Regions from separate parts of the Homo sapiens genome. Here region 1 is linked to region 2. Evidence: chromatin loops called from intact Hi-C (ENCODE). Cell type or tissue: HepG2. All regions are shown on one strand. Links, peaks and the distances in the headings refer to the core of each region. The heading gives the core; the rest is flanking DNA. Region 1 holds the start of LOC105377369 (a long non-coding RNA gene). Region 2 overlaps LINC02945 (long intergenic non-protein coding RNA 2945).

Region 1 (8,763 bases), core at 762-8,761, 90 kb after region 2:
TTTTCATTTCGGGTATGGGAGAACTATTCATGGAGGCCAGAATACTATAGCAAATGAAATATTTTTCTTTTATTCCCTTAATGTGTTTCTTGGGTCAGCATCTTACTGTTGTTTAACAAAAAGCTGTATTTTAACAAATGATAGCTTAGCAATAAGTAGAAAGTAACAGATATTTTATTAAGGAATACACATTATTATAGTTAAGAGAAATAATTTTAAATGACAACAAATTTTGTTTCCAATTTGGCTGGATCAGTGTCACAGTCTGCTCAATGAAATAGCCAATATGCCAACCATGTATAAAGATAAATTTTAAATTAGACACAAGAAGAGATTCAAAAGGACCTAGATAAATTTTTCCCATGAGCATATTATTTTTCATGTCCTCCTTTCACTGTTCTAGGAACAAAATTGTCTTGAATAATTTAATCTGGCTTCCAAAGGTCAATTATTTGCAGCCAACAGTCTAGCCTCTGAGACAGTCTACATTATGTTGTTTTTTAATCAGAGAAGAACTAGAAAACATATTTTCATAATGTTTGTAAATTTACTTCTACTTTACTGAAGAGTCAAGACAGTCCTCATTTCTCCCTAACGTTTTATTTAAAAGAAAACTCCAAATTTCCTTTGTCTCTCTTGGCACACATTTACTTAAAAAAAAAGCTATTTGAAAATAAGTTGCAGACATCATGACACTTGACTTCTGGATCCTTCATCATGTACTTTCTAAGAACAAAGGGCTTTTTCATACCTAACCACAAAATCATTATCACACTTAAGGAAATGTACAGTCATTCAGCAATTTATTTACTATCCAGTTCATTTTAAAATTTCTCCAATTTTTCCCTGATAAGAGTTCCATGATGGTCTTGGGGGTTCTTTTCAATAGCTTTACAGAGCACTTCTCAGCAAGTCTAAGTTAGCTCCATGGAATAAGAGGCTAATACCAGCCACTGGACTCTGGAGGTTTCGTATTTCTACTGAGACCATTTCTCAACCTATGAGCTTCCAGTGTTGCATGGTTGCATAGATTATCCCTGCCTGGGCTACATCCTATAAATATATAGAACCTTATCAATGAGAAAGGGACTCTCTCTACTGGAACATTAGCCAGGCACTCAGAGGTCATGTATGTCCAGTCTAAATTGTGAGATTATAAGAGTTATGGGGAATGCATGCACTCTGCTTCAAGTCTTTCACTCAATAAACCTTATTTTATATCTTAGTACTATGTGTCTGCGCTGTCTTTGAATTGCATCCTCCTGAAACTTAAACAATTTCTTTTTTACTTTGTGCACAATCCAATCAGGGCTCACATATTACATTTGTTTTTCATTGCTCTTTAGTCTTATCTAGAACAGTCATTCATTTAAAAAATTTTTTTTTTCCATGGCAGAGCATTTTGAAGTCTATGACAATTTTCTCTTAGAATTTCACATATTCTAGATTTTTCTGATTACTTCCTCATGACATTATTTAACTTATTCTTCCATCTCCTATATTTCCTGTAAATTGAATGTTTGTTGAAAAACCTGATAAGATTAAATTTAAACATTTGTGACAAAAAGATTTTACAGATGATGTATACTTTGTATTACATTATATCAGGGAGCATATAATATAAAGTTATCCAACTATTAGTGATTGGCTGAGTGCTAATCGTCAGAATTGCTACTGAAAAAGGCAAAACATTTTTGCTATTGTTAATTAATATTCAATGTTAGATGATATTTTGGCACTATATGACTATCATGCTACACAACTACATTCGACCTAATGGTTTTAACTCCTTGCAGTAATCCTTGTCTGAATCCTTTATTACATTTGGGGGTTATAAAATGATGATTCTCTAATTCTATCATTTCTTCTACATTTATTAGCTGGAATTCTTTTATAAATAAGAATGTAATTCTCTGCTTCCCACTTTTTAAAAATCAGTATGGACTCATGGATTTTTAAAATCTATTATATCATAATAAATTATTATATTTATTCTTATAGATGGTCAAATTTCCCTAAATGGTCAACTCAATTGGAGCCCATTCAAGCTGTTCCTTTGATCTTTGACATGATCCATGTGATAGGCAGCCTCTAGAATGGTTTTGGATAATCCCTGCTTCTTGGTATTCATGACCTTACATAATTCCTCTCCTTGAGGGTGGGCTGGACCTAGTGATTCACTTCTACCAAAAGAAGACAGGGCAAAAGTGAATAGTATGTAATGTCTGATGTTAGGTCATAAAAAGCCTGTGGCTTCTGTCTTGCTTACCTTCTCTTACTCTCTTGCTTGCTCTCCATAATGAAAGTGAGGTGCCATATTGTAAGCTTCCCTATGAGGAAGTCCATGTGGCTGGAAGATAAAAGAGGCCTTTGATCAATAGCTGATTAGTAACTTAAATTTTCAGTCCAACAGCCATGAGGAAGCAAATATTGTCCACAGCCGGGAGTGAGCTTATAAGCAGATCCTCTTTCAGTTGAGCCTGCAGAGAGCTGCAGCCTGCCTGACAACTTCATTGCAGTCTTGTTACAGACTGAGTCAGAGGATCCAGCCAGTTAAGCCACTCTCCTATTTCTGATCCACAGAACTGTGAGATAATAAATGTTTATTGTTTTAAGCCCCTAAGTTTGGGAGTAATTTCTTATGTAGCAATAAATCATTAATACAACCTAAATAGTCTTTGAGCACTTCTATTTTTTTCTAGTGCAACAAGATTTCTCAAATTCAGTTTGTATTTTCCCAGACTCAAACATGAAATAAATATTTTTTTAAGTTCCTGTGGTTTCTTTCAGTGAAGAATGGTGGTTAGAATACAAGACCTGGGCACAAGATGTGCTCATTGCTACAGAGATATCATCATTTCTATATTCATTAGAAATTAGAGCTAGAAAACCATACAACAAAATGGTGAGCTCACACTGAAATTTCCAACTTATATTTAATATTTCATGGTTCTTCCTGAGTTTATTTTATTGGTATATCTTTTATCTCTTATAGAAAAAATGTTGGTTCCTTAACAGCAGAGGGTTAACATTACAAAGAAGTGGAGTAGCAGGTATCATAATGTGGGCAATGATGGTATGTTCTCTGGCTTTCTGGAACATCCATCTTCATTTCTACCACTTAAGATTTATTTGTTTGATCCTGAAGGGCTTTTTGAATGTTAGAATTTTCTTATCCAAAAAAATTTTTTTGTATTATTTTCCAACCTAAAAAATGATCCAGAAACAATAAAATAAAAACATTGGAAATAAATATAGAAAAATATAAAAGAAAATAACTCTGAGTGGTGAACTTGTGGATATGTTTTGTTTATTTTAATAAGAAATAAATATTGAGTCCCTAATATATGCCATTTACTAAGAAGGCACTGAAGGCTCAAAGTTTCTGGCTGGAAGAATTTATATTTTGGAGAGAGAGTTATATAAACATGCCAATATATTTGGTAGGTGATATCATAAAGAGATACACAGCACTTTCTGAGGTTAAATGCTGCCTAAAAATAGATATTATTTTAGTAATACAAACATAATAATTCATTAAGGGAACAAAAAATAAATCTAGGCGGTGAGAGGGGCAAGAGGAAATACAAATGGTAGGAAAATGTTCTTCCTTGAATTGGGGAAGATGTCAAAGGCAAGCTAGTTTATTTCACAATTTTTATCCAATTCTTATTAATTTTAACATGAAAATTTCTCCAATAAAGCGTTGCCTTTTAACCTGTCTGCTTCAAATTAAACTAGATTTCCGTTCTGCATTTTGGTGAATGATAGCATACATGTTTCTGGTCAACTGTAATGTTGTTAAGGAATGTGAAGGAAAATATTGAACAATCTATTCATTTTGTGATTTCCTTAGATGGTTAAGTTCTTCATTTGTTTATATCTCCTTCTAAAAAATTATTGTTATTTAAAAATTTTTTTACATGTGTGCTTTAGCTAAGCTTACAGATGAAGCCTTTTACAAATTTGTACAACCGTAATTTATGATCAAGCTCCCGAGGAGCAGGAGTCAGGGCCTTAGAGCATTAGTCTGTTCAGTATAGTTTATAGAACCCTTTGGGGAAAAGAAAAGGAGAGGGCAGGGACACGAAGGAAAGGCGAATCAAGTGGCATTTACATTTTTCGTTGTTTTGTTATTGGCACTTTTGTTTAAGCTTATTCATATCAGTTTTCTTTTTTAAAATTTATTTTTCATCATTCATACTGGTTTAATTTATGATAATCCTGATGGAGGCAAAAAAGCATGCTATAGAATTGCTTTGATAGAACATAAATAAAAAGTTGACATTTTAAGTCTGTTTGGTAGTCAATATGCACAATTGCAAAACTTTCATTAGTGTCATAGAAATTAATTCTAGGGAAGTGCAGTATATTTACAGCTGGTAGCTCCCCATACTTTGTGGAGTTCTTGCTAGGCAATGGCACATCAGGCTTTGCAGAAGTCAGCCACGTACGACTGGATGAGAGAAAGTTACTGAGGATGGATTCTCATGGGCCATTTACTTCATAAAGGACTTTAATAAAAAAAGTTTAAGAAAAAATTTACTAAGCTCTTTCCCTCCGTTTTAGTTCCATTTCTAGCTCAATCACTGGAGCAATGTCACAGCTTTTAGAGAACATATTCCTGATTTGCAAAGCTGAAATGCGAACCAACAATTTCCATCTACTGGTCACTCTAGGCACTACAGACGCAAAGAATAATAAGACAAAACCCCTGCTTTCAAGCAATTCTCAACCTGAGCCCATCTGGGTCATTACCACAGACACAGACATCTGCTGTAGGAATGTTTTATAGGGCAGTGTCAACCAGTGAGGGCCATGGGATATCACCGGAAAATATCCATTTAGGAGACTACCTTATGGGCTATTTGGCCTCTTTTGTTCTTTGTAACACTTGAAACAAAATGAATTTATGTACTTACTGTCTTGTCATTGTGTGATAGATAACAGTGAAGCAAAGGCCACGAGGAACTAGCCTAGTTCCAAAGCCTTGTAAACAACAATCAATTTCATGTAGGTGTCCACACAAAGTGGTTGTGAGTCATGGTTAAGTGATTGTGACATGTCTGAAAGGCAAACTTATGTCACAGGAAAGAAGAGCTCTCTGGATAGATGGTTCCCTACAGTTTTGTAAAGACATCTGGAAACTTTGATCTGGGAGACACCACATCACAGAGAAATTGTTATCGTCTGAGAGCACACTGGTGATAAAAACCTTTAAACACATATCTTAACTAAATCTTATATGTGCTCAAATTGCCACCTGTTTTGTTATAATTGGAGTTAATAGCCTGCCAGACACAAGGATAAGTGGATGTTCTAGCAGGAAAATGCATGCTTCCTCTCTGATATTTGATTTTGTTTCCAATATTCACTGAAAGTATTGTATTAATAAATTTCACTGAGGATTTTTATGTAATTCCATTGTCCTTGCATAGGATTATAGTAATAATGGAGGTCAAAAAGAAGGCATTTAAGAAAGTTGTAAGGAAATGTACTCATTTACTTGACATAGGATACAGCATTCCCCATGGTCTGGCTCCTAAGTCTCCAGGCCAAATTTTTGTTGTGTCCCAATGTACATTTTTTTTTATTCATCCAAACCAACCAGGTGGTGCCAGTTCTCTAAAGGTCTCATTCCTCCTGATTGCTATACGTGCTGTAACCTCACTGCATGTCTCTTGTGTGCTTCTTAGTAAAGCCTGCAACAGCTAACATAACATTTCCAGAAAGAAAATTATATTACTATTGGCCAAGTTCATCTCATGAGAGGCCAACATTTCTCTTTTTTTCTCTGGTTCTGTTTCTTTTCTCTTCTCTTCTTTGCCTGCACTTCTCTGGACTTTTTGGACTTACCTTGCCTGTGATCATTGGGTTCTCTGAGAAGCAAATATAGAGACTGAGTAGGAGTGCAAGAGTGAAGAACGCAGAAATGGGTGGGGAAATCATCAGATTGCGATGCCATCTGATGGAGCCCAACAGGGAGGTCAGGAGCCATGACTGCTCTCCAGAGGAGTACACATTGGGTGGAAATAGCCGGCCCTGTGAATCACTGTTCAGTCATTGGCTAGCTCCTGCTCCCGGAAAAGAGTGACTTCTGGAAGTTGTCAGTCTCACAATTCACTCCTTGCAGCTGTGCAGCTTGTCTTTTCTTGAAGAATCTCTCTCTGCTACATCCCGCCCCCAGGATCTAAATTCCATGCCTGAGACACAGCAGAATCCTCAACACTTCCCATTTCTAGTTCTATCAGGGTGGTATTTCCCCCCTCTATGTATCAGGAAGGGGCCTTAGATTTTCAGAGTTCTCAGAGTTGAGATAATAAAAATAAATAATCCCTACTCCAGCTGATTTTAACAACCCCTCATAACATGACTTTGTTTCCCTATTTTAAAAGCTCTATCTCTTTACTGTGCCTCCTCTGTCTCTAACCTACTTTGAGAAGAAAAGAAAGAGTGAGGGGGGAGAAGAGAAGAACGAGTCAGATCAGATGTTAACTTCTCCTCGGAAATTTTTCCAGTCATGCACCCTCCTTCCTCTGGGGTGAATTCATGTAAAAAAAAAACTTCTATTAAGTTCAGGGGTACATGTGCAGGTTTGTTACATAGGTAAACTTGTGTCATGGTGGTTTGTTGTACAGATTATTTCATCACCCAGGTATGCAACCTAGTACCCATTAGTTATTTTTCCTGATCCTCTTCTTGCTCCCACCCTCCACCCTCTGATAGACCCCAGTGAGTGTTGTCCCCTTCTATGTGTCCATGTGTTCTCATCATTTAGGTCCCACTTATAAGTAGAACATGTGGAATTTTGGTTTTTGTTTTTGTATTAGTTTGCTGAGAATAATAGCCTCCAGCCCTGCAAAGGACATGATCTCATTCTTTTTTATGGCTGCATAGTATTCCATGGTGTATACATACCACATCAGTTTATCACTGATGGGCATTTAGGTTGATTCCATGTCTTCGCTGTTGAATTAAACTGTTTTTTGACTGTGCTTCCACCTGAGTGTCTCAGTTATAGCATTTAGCAGTTTCTATTCTAGTAGTCGACTTCCTTGTCTGTGTCTTTGCTAGACTGTGTGCTTCTCAGGTGCAGGAAAATTCATTGCCCTTCTGCCTGTCTCTAACAGTCTTGCAATAGATACTTCAGATCTGAACTCTGTGCTGTGACAGCAGTGCCAGGCTCATTGTGATATAAAGCTATATTTTAAGTGTTTTCAAGAGATATTTCCAAACTATTAAAAAATATAGTCAGTGCTCAAAGAGTACTTTTAAAAACTTTTAATAATACATGTGCATTACAAAATTTAGAAAATATTGAGCCATTTTTAGGAGAAAGTACAACTTTTGTAATTGTACTACCTAAATATAATTAAGGTAGTTAATTACATTGTTTTATTTTCTTTGTGTTTTTTAATGTGGTTTAGAATTTGTCTGAGTTGAAATATATGAATACATATACTTTTCCACCTAATGTTACATTAAAACATTTGCGTGTTAATCACATGCAAATTCTTCAAAAATTATTTGTTTAATTATTTTTCTATTATTCAAAGTTAGGTTGTATCCAATATTTGTTTTTATTTACAACCTATTATGAAATTCTTTCAATATACATCTTTATTCTTATTTCTGCCTATTTCCTTTGGGTTAAATAGCAATATATTTGTTAATTTTTGTTCATGTTGTCTGATTATTTTCCAGAAAGTTTATACCAGTTTATCTTTCCCACCAGGTGTGTGTGAGAGACTTTTCTCAATACACTCATGGCAGCACTAAATATTATCTTTTAAAAAAGGACAACTTAGAAAACATCGTATTGTCTGTTTTAACTGGTATCTCTATTTATTAATAACTTGAATATTTTATTTCATATCTTATTAACAATTTATATGCCATCTTCTGTGAATTTTGTATTCATGTCTATTTTCAGTCTAAGTTTTAGTGTCTCCTTTATGAGTTTGAGTAAGTTTTTAATATAGAAAATATTATTAAATATCAGTCAGCATGGATATAAATAATATTCTCAGTTTGAATTGTCTTACAATTTTCTGCAGAGGCTTTGCTCTTCAGAGATCTTCAAATTTTACATAGGTAAGTTTAGAATTTCCTAATGAGGAATTTCATTTTTTTCCCAGTTTAGAAAGCTCTTATCCATTCTGATAATTCTGAGATCAGTTAAACAGTTGCCAATTTACATTTGTTTTCTGCTTTTATTTTTTTATTAAATTTATTTTCATGGATGGCATTATAAAATTGCAACCCAACTTAATCTGTTCCTCAAAAGTATAATTTCCTCAGAACATTTGGATAATTCATCTGCATGCATTAGTTTGTAATGATTCATTCATGTATATATGTATATATATTTTATTTATATATTATTATTTATATAAATTACATATAATTAATATATAATATAGTTTAATTATAATTTAATATATTATATATTAATTATATATAATTCATATATAATATGTATTTATTTATATATTTTATTAATGTATATATATTTATATTATATATGCATATATGTATATATAACATAAATATATTTTATACAAATATATTTATATTATATATATACATATATACAAATATATACACATTTATATATAAAATGGTTTCATTTAGTTTTTTGGCCTTAAGATGGTCTCTATTGTTCTGTTGATTTGTTTGTCCATTCTTGAAACAATATTTACAAATGTTTTATGATTGTTTGAAAAGAAGACATATTTCCTGTTAGTGGAAGACATAGATATA
Region 2 (8,763 bases), core at 222-8,221:
CCTTGCCAGATGTGGCAACTTGACCTTGAACTTCCCAGCCTCTGGAAATATAAGAAATAAATTTCTTTTCTCTATAAATTACCCAGTCTGTGGTATTCTGATAGAGGTGCATGGAACAGACTAAGACAACATGCATGGACCAAATTCCATTATTTTACTCTGGTCAGGTCTGGATAAATAATAGTGCCAAATCAAGTAGCTGAACATTGTATAACTGATTAAATCTTTAAAATTACTCTATAAAGTGTACAAAAATCATTTATGGTTTCATTACCAATTATGAAAAATTATTTCCTTCCCTCAATTTAAATATTCAGTGACTAAATTAAATTTAATAAAACAAAATCCTCAAGTTTTTTATTGAGAAAGGATGTTTTAGGTTAGTGAAATTACAATTTATATAATTATTTCCACTGAAAAGCCTTATTGTCTTCCTCTTTTTATTGCCTTATAATTTTTTATATGTCTTAGTTTATTTAAATGCTATTGAATGGGAAAAACACTTTTTCTTTATATACTCACATTCAACACAGAACATTTCTGTGATCAAAAGTGCGGATTTCCTCCCCACATAGTAAGCATTTCTCCAATTCTCTGCAGTCATCAACTTGATGTTCTTCGACTTAACTCAGTTCTGACACTATCTACCTGGAGATACCATCAAGTGCTTTAGGTTAAGGGCTCAGTCCCACAAGACTGCCTCCCACTTCAGAGGACAGTTGAAGTCTAAATTGTCACCTGTACTTTTGATGGCAGAGCTATAAATTGAAGGTTCTCATGACCCCCTTCTTGGGTTCAACCATTTGCTAGAATGGTTCACAGAGCCCAGGAAAGCAGTTTACTTACTAGATTACCAGTTTATTATAAATAATTCAACTCAAGAACAGTCAGATGGGAGAGATGCATAGGGCAAGAAATGGGAGAAGGCGCTTGGAGCTTCCATACTCTCTCTAGGCACAACACCGTCCCAGCATCACCATGTGTTTGGGAATCTGGACTCTTCAAATCTGTCCCTTTGGGTGTTTATGAAGGCCTCACCATATAGGCATGATTGATTAAATGATCAGGCATTGATGATTAAGTCAATCTCTAGTCACTCTCCATTCCATCAAGGTTGGGAGCTGGGGCTGAATGTTCCAACCCTCCAATCACATGGTTGACTCCTCGGGTCATCAGGCTCCCCCATCTTTAGAGACATAAGTCCCCTCATTAACATAAACTCAGGTGGGTTTAAAGAAGTCTTCTTATGAGTAAGAAAAGATGACCCTTTCAATTTCATTACTGTTATCATTTAGGAATTAAAAGTATTTTAGGAGCTCTGGCCAGGAATCATGTATATTTCTTGTTATAACATCACAACCATAGTATTGAATCTGGTCAAATAGCAATTTGACTTACAGCTTTGGCTTAAGCGGGTCCCATACATTTGAAAAGGATTTTGGCTGCTGATGAAGGAATTTCAGAAGACTAATGCAGAAATCACAGCAACTTGAGTCTACTAGTTTAAACAAATACATTTACTTAGTGTTTTCAGACTACATAAAAGACAATGTTTACTTATTCTCTGTTTTAGTTTATTTCATATGAATTCACAGCACAGCCCCCATTTAAATTGCAGAGTTAGTTATTTAGGGAGCTCTGTTCCAGGAGGTAGTGTGCTGTTTGGGTGCTCCTGTCACTCCCCACCTCCTCCCTTTTTCTTGAGTCTGAAGTACTGCCCATATAGTATCTGCACTGCACATGCACTGGAAGGTGGAGGCCCAGAAATTGATTGATGTCTCAATTAAGAGAGGGCTATGTGGTTCTTTCCGCCACTTAACACTAGGCTGAAATAATTTCAGCTTCTTCAATGATTCCAATGTCAGCAGACGCAGAATGTTCCTCAACCACATCTTGAAGTGATTATAGATATAGATATAGATATAGAGATTTGTTTTAACATTAGCAAACTGTGATTTAAACACAGTAAAGGAAAATACTCTGGAGTTGTAGAATGTAAAGTATATAGGGAAAGAAGATAGTGGCTAAGACTTTCACTTTTATATTTTGTGTTTTGTTTGCATTAGAGCCTGTTTCTAAAATATTACAGGGAAGTATTTATGTGTGTATATATATATATTATAGTAGATATATATCTCCTTTCATCCATATTTACATGATCCATATCTATATATGTATATGTGTATATGTATGCACAATGTGTATATGTATGTACAATCTATTTTGTTGGCTTTATAGGTTTAATACATGAGTCTCGTTGGATTCAGTTTATGCTATCACTGATAAGAAACAAATAAACGATTTGGTTGGTTTGGTTTTAATCTTTTTTTTCAGCAATAAACAGAGGTACTCTAAGTTATTTCTTCTAGTTTAGTTTTATGGTATTGATATAATTATAAATCAGGTCAGCTCCTTCCATTTTAGAAGTTATATTTTACATGTAAATCTTTAGCAAACACTAATTCTTTCTAGACAAAAGAAATGAGAACATTTTATTATGTTTTTAAATAAACCACACCAAATTTTATAAAAATTCCTCATAAAGTGTAATAGCTCAGCATAAGAAAAAATATATTTGTCTTTATAAATAACATATTTATGATTTGATACATTCAGTTTTCTAGAGAGTCTACTTATGGCTACAGTTTTCTTTTTGCAAACAACAATGGCAGAGAAAGGAATGTAAGAATAGAAGACATCCTCATTTGATTAGCAAGCAATAATCCCTTCGTGTCCTCCTTTTCCTTTACCCCCTTTTCTGATTAAAATGAATTTAAAACTAACTTATATTGATAAAAATATATCATCTACTGTGCAAAGGTTTTAGATCACTCCTCCCAGCTCTGCGAAGGTCACTTCTAGAGGATTGTATTCAGTCCTCGGCATCACACTTTCAAAAATGTATCAAATAATACTTCCTCCAGAGGAAAGGAGCAAGAAGATGAAGGACTTCAAATCATTAGATATAGAAGGATCACCGAACTGTGACTGGTTAGGATGGAGAAGGAAAGGCTCAGGGGAGTGGTTGGGAGCTATCAACTTGTGGATAACCTGTTAGGTCATTAGAAGCGATCTGTCTTTAGAAGTGCGGTTGGATTAAATTATCTTTAATGGTTTTTCCAAACCTGAGATTCAGTGGTTCTTTTTCTGACCTTTTGCTAGAGTTGTTCTGAGGAGCTGAGGCTTGGTGCAGGTATTGTCTTCACATTTCTTTGTAGAAATTTACATACTTACTCTGCCTTGCAATACTGCAATTTCATAATTGTCTGTATGAGGAGACTACTTAATATTTCATGACAGATATATTTCTTGTTGTTGAATGAGTGTTTTACTCATGTAATCATGATATGGAAATATCCCCATGCAAACCATTACAATATGTTAAGAGAACTTTATGTGAAATTTTAATGGTCAAAATTTATGGTCATTAGTAGATTTGCATGCTTAACTGTGTAAATATTTTTGCTTGATTGTCTAAATCTGTCTATGTTGCTGTTTGGTATGAAGATCAATGCTTTGGAGGAGCCTCTTCTTTCTTTCCTTTCTTTTTTTTTTTTTTTTTGAGACAGAGTCTCGCTCTATTGCCCAGGTTGAATGCAGTGGCCTGATCTCTGCTCACTGCAAGCTCTGCCTCCTGGGTTCATGCCATTCTCCTGCCTCAGCCTCCCAAGGTGCCTGCCACCACACCTGGCTAATTTTTTTTTGTATTTTTAGTACATTTTAGTAGTTTCACCGTGTTAGTCAGGATGGTCTCGATCTCCTGACCTTGTGATCCACCCGCCTCTGCTTCCCAAAGTGCTGGGATTACAGGCATGAGCCATCGCGTCTGGGCTCTTCTTCTTTTTATACCTCTATTTCAGGAGTTGCTTGCCTCAATGAATAAATATGGTAATTTTTAGACATGTGATATCTGAAAGCAGGTCTGTCTGGGACGCGTGTCATTCTTTGAGATAAGATGCCAAGTAACTTGCAGCAGAGTCTTAAGATTAATAAGTCAGGATTTTGAAATATATCAGATTAGTTTGTTCCGTATAATTCCTTCCAGATTCTTTTATGTGATCACTATCTCTGACATTAATAAGCACGGGTAAACAAGTAGAGAAAGAATAATTACTTAGTAGGAAGAAAATTGCTCAAATCCCCCTATTTTGCTTTAGTCACAGCTTGTAAATGTTGTATTTAAGAACTTTAATAAAAAATTTGAGAAACTGGAAGATGAGGAAAATATTGGAAGATGAGAAAAATATAATAATGTAGTTGCTTCTAAACCTAGAAAATGAAGAAGTCTTTTGCCTTTAGCCCTCCTTCTTTAGAATTAGCCTCAGGGAATAACCATGGAACAAATGCTCTCCCATTGGTGCATCCTCAGGAATAGAAATGTTTGAGCAATAACTTGATTACATAAGACATACTACAGTCTATGAGGGAAAAGAATAGATACCTTTATAACTAAGCTCAGCATATTGTGAAAGACCTGAAGATGGAGCTCTTTGCAAAGTTTTGATAGTGAGTATGATACCAGCATTTGGATATTGGTGCTTGTTTACAGTCTTAGAACTTTCCTTTTCCCCAAAACTTTGATTTATAATCTGCTTGAAATGTAAACTTAGGCATCATATTTTTAAATGTGAAAGAATTAAGGAAAAGTTAACACAAAATCTCTGATTTTTTGGATCATATTTCTGAAAATAATAGCCTAACTTAAGAATCCTCAGCAGTCATTCTTATTTTGTTTTCCTCTTTAAATCTTGCATGGTGTCATTTTTGGTGATAGTGATGATAGTTGATAACGTAATGTTCATGGTGAATGTCTTCCATTAATTGTACTTGAAACCTCCCTTTCCACAGCTACCATATTTACCTTTCTTACTTTCCTTTTAGATATGAGATAATACATAAACAAACAAACATGTCTTTCAGATATACCTTAGCAATGTTTTAGAGTTGTTTTGTGATCCCAAAGAAACATTTTCTTTGGCAATCTGTTGTCTAGTTTGATTTTTAAAATGAAGAAGCTTCCATATCCTTCCCTTATCCCTTTCTCCCTCTTATATTTATTCAAAAGAATTTGCTGTTACTCATTTTTTCTTAATATATAGTTGCTAAATCTTTTTGGTGTTTTCTATTTCTCTGTTTTTTTCATATTTGTATATGTATGCTTTACAATCCTAGGATCAATTTTAGAAATCAATTTTTATATTTATCTAATATTTTAGGATGGCTAACAATACATTGACTTAATCTTTTTATTAGGATTCCATGTGAACTCTGTTTATGAGAAATAGTTGTTTTCTATATTTTCTGTCTTCTTTGTGTTTCAGTCAATGCTGTGAGCATTGCTTAAGATAACTCAATTAATTTTAATTATATTTCTAATAAAGGCAATGTTTTTTAATTCTAAAATTTTAGGTTACAAAGTTTGGAGTCATTCTAAACCACTGTTGAGATACTCTCCAATGTGCATAAAACCTATCCTGTCATATATATTTCTTAATTCATTGTTATGTGGTGGTTTAATTAAGATGCTTAATTAAGCTTCAGAGATAAGAATTAATCTTGTCAACATTTCTGGTTATGAGCAAGCTGCTTGCTCATTTTTCTTGTAGTTTTGAAAGAGCACAGCATAAATACTGGAAAATATCATCTTTGTTCCTTTTAATTACTAAACTGAAATCCCAAAGCGTTACTGTTTCAAACAAAAACTAAAATGCATGCAAATCTCAGAAGGCATATTTTGGTGTAGTGGATAACTACCACTTTGCTATATTTTTATGTTTTAAAGTATATATATATATATAAAATATATATTGTATGTATGTAATGACATTGGTGAGAATATTAGAATGACTTAAAAAATAAAAAACAATGAATGTGTGATTAGTTTCGTGAAGAAAATATTAAAAATATCTCATGTATAGCAGTAATTAATTTGATCCCCTTTTTTAATGAAAAACTAATGGTTGCAGATTATACAATAAATATTTTAAAATATGTTTTCACAGCTGGTAGTTTTAAATGACCATTTAAAAATTGTAATAATTATTCCTTCTTTGTTACCATCGTGACTTCATCAGATTAATCGTTTTCTTCGTATTAAGTCACATTTTTAAGGAAGAGTAACTAACTTTTCTTGAGAAACTTGAAAATGCAGCAAACACTGATAACCTTGGTTATAATGGTGCTTTCATTAAATGTGTCAACCTGGCATTGTCATTTTAGTCCAAATTGAGTCCATTTGATTTAATTTGAAGATTGAAGGGCAAGAAATGTGAACTTCTCTGTAAGTAGCCCCTCTCTTTCTTCTACCAGGAAGCCTTTCCAGGAAACCTTGTTGAACTTCCAGTCTCTCCGTATCCCTAACTCTTCTTGGCCAGGCACTCTTCAATGCGCTCCCACAGTGCCCTGCATTTAACTCTTGCCTAACTTCTATAACACTATAGTCCTGTATTGTCATTGCCTGTTTATCACTCTCGCCTTTCCCTTCCAGCAGATGAAGTGCAAGAGCATGTCTCATATTACTGCAAAAATTAACATAGTAAATGGCACATGTTAGCATCCAATAATTATTAATGAATCCATCAGAAGTCTATAGAATCTGGCTGCATATACACAGTTGTCTTCAAAACAAGCCCACAAATGAGGCGATTACTCTTGTAAGCACCATTTTTATATACTCACATTTATGTATGTAGAAACTTGAATTTTTATATGCTCAAATTTATATATGTAGAAACTTGAATTTTTTTTCCCCTGAAACTAGCAATGTCAGTTGAAAATCTTTTTATTCATAATTTGGTTTTTGGTAACTTAAAATGCAGTTATTTTCTTCCACAGTAGTATATTGATACATTTCTTTGATATTCCATTTAGAAGTTGATCAAATTTAAAAAGTAATATATTTTTTTATAAAGGTAAATAGCTTGTATTATTAATTTGTCAATATAATTTTGCCATGAGTAATCATTTTTATGTGAGATTTTGGGAGATACAATGAGTAGTATTGTCATAGTAGTTTATGAATGAATGGAAATACGTTGCAAAAACTGTCCATTTGGTTTTATGCTTTCAGTAATGTGGATTATTTTCTCAGCACTGTAATAAAATCATCTGAAATCCATTAAAATCCACCTGGAGCCTGTGAAATTCACAAACAGAAGTAATTTAATCCCTTCATGGCATGACAGAGCAAAAGGAAATCTTACATGGTGCCAGCGATTAAAATCCCAACCCACTAGTCTTCTCAGTCACTTGGTCTCTTCTTCATTTATTCCTATCTTTGTAGATGAGACCCTTGAGACTTAGGTTTAATTCTCACCAGTTTTAACATGACCCCAAAATGCCACAGAAAAATGCCTCATCCATTGCTAAATTGATTTTCTCTTAGTCACTTATTTGTATGTTTAAGAGATTATCCAAGGAACCTACAAGGGTGTTTTTTTTCCTCTCAAAAATCTGCTATTCACAAGGTCTGTGAATATCTTAAGTTACTTCCTTTACCACCTTGCCACATCCTCTTACAAACTTTTATTGTCTTGGGCTCTGCAGTCAATTATCCTGTTTGAGACTGATGAATAAGAGCTATTCATAGATCTCTCACTAACCCAGTGGATTAAGAGTCTCTCTGGGTATTTCCAGTACTAAAACATTAGACTGTATAGAACAACAATTACTTGATATTTTGAGAAAAAAAAATTATTTTTAGTTATACATATACTCAGATAGCTGTGATGTCTTTGAACATTATATTATTTTCTCCCTCTTAAAAATATTAAAAATCTTGCTTCTTGGAATAGGGAATTTGAAAATTAAAAAAAGAAAAACTGTCAAAAATATGAAAAATAGGAATTTTATTTTGGTATGATTTAAGGTAATATAGGAGGAAGACTCATGCAAGCAAACCATGAAATGCAAAGATACACAATGAAGATTGACTTAGACATTCTTCTGCAGGGAAAAACAATTTGCAATAAATAGTGGGTTATAATTAGTATTAAAGTGAGCACTCTTGTTAGTAGAATGAACTCTATGATGATCCTAGACTTTAGATACTGAAGTGTGGAACCTAAATGTTGGGCTTTATATTCATCAATCAAATGTTTATTGAGTGCCTAATAAATGTCAGGCCCTGTAATGTCCTGAGGATATTGTGGTGAACAAACAGTTCCTGCTCTCACAGAGCTCAGGTTCTCACAGAAAAGACCGACATCGCAAGTGTTGAGCATGGAATTATACTTGTAGTTCAAAGATTAGAAGTGAAGTTGGGAATGGCATCCATGGTTTGCAAGAATAACTACATGATAGCTCATTTTTTTTGCTATATTTTTTCCCCTTGAAATATCAGTTTCTTTTTTTTCTGTAAATCCCTTATCAATTAATTTCTATTGACACAAAGTAAAATCTCATTCAATTGGGACATAGTTTATTTATTCTATTACTATTGTTATTAATATTCTGCAAAAGATACTTTTTAAACATTTGAATATAAATTATATTTTAAAATTATGCACAGGAAATATTTTGGTATGACTTACTGGTTACATATATTATTTTTCAATTTTTCTCATTGTCCTATTACTCTATATTTATTTTTAAATTTTTTCAAATATCACTAATCTGAAAAGTTAGATAAATATTTAATTTTCGTTATGATTTGTCTATTTAAGTGATAATGAGATTTTGAAGACTGTAGAAAGAATAAACCAGAGGGATGGCAATGCAAACACAAAAAGCCTGTTATAGAGAAAAATTTGATTTAAATAATCT

What was found. A loop is a pair of places that touch in the nucleus more often than their neighbours do. Peaks named below come from ENCODE experiments on the same cell type or tissue, not always from the same donor. Only the 100,000 strongest peaks of a DNase experiment are listed, where the experiment ranks them.
Region 1: it touches region 2 in a loop (7-fold over the local background); 8 of 110 quality-filtered maps call a loop at or near these places.

Annotation. Positions count from the first base shown.
Region 1 is chr4:111,843,813-111,852,575 of GRCh38, reverse strand. All of the region lies in intron 1 of LINC02945 (long intergenic non-protein coding RNA 2945), which reads left to right. LOC105377369 (a long non-coding RNA gene) reads right to left here and starts at 6,287. Exons shown (of 4, transcript XR_939077.3): 1 at 5,857-6,287; 2 at 2,270-2,350. In HepG2, for the core only: a CTCF peak has its summit at 4,659 (motif pointing left); no DNase peak of the experiment used is centred there.
Region 2 is chr4:111,933,265-111,942,027 of GRCh38, reverse strand. All of the region lies in intron 1 of LINC02945 (long intergenic non-protein coding RNA 2945), which reads left to right. Among named protein-coding and RNA genes, the nearest start is that of LINC02945, 170 kb to the left of the region's middle. In HepG2, for the core only: a CTCF peak has its summit at 4,475 (motif pointing right); a DNase peak (open chromatin) is centred at 4,477.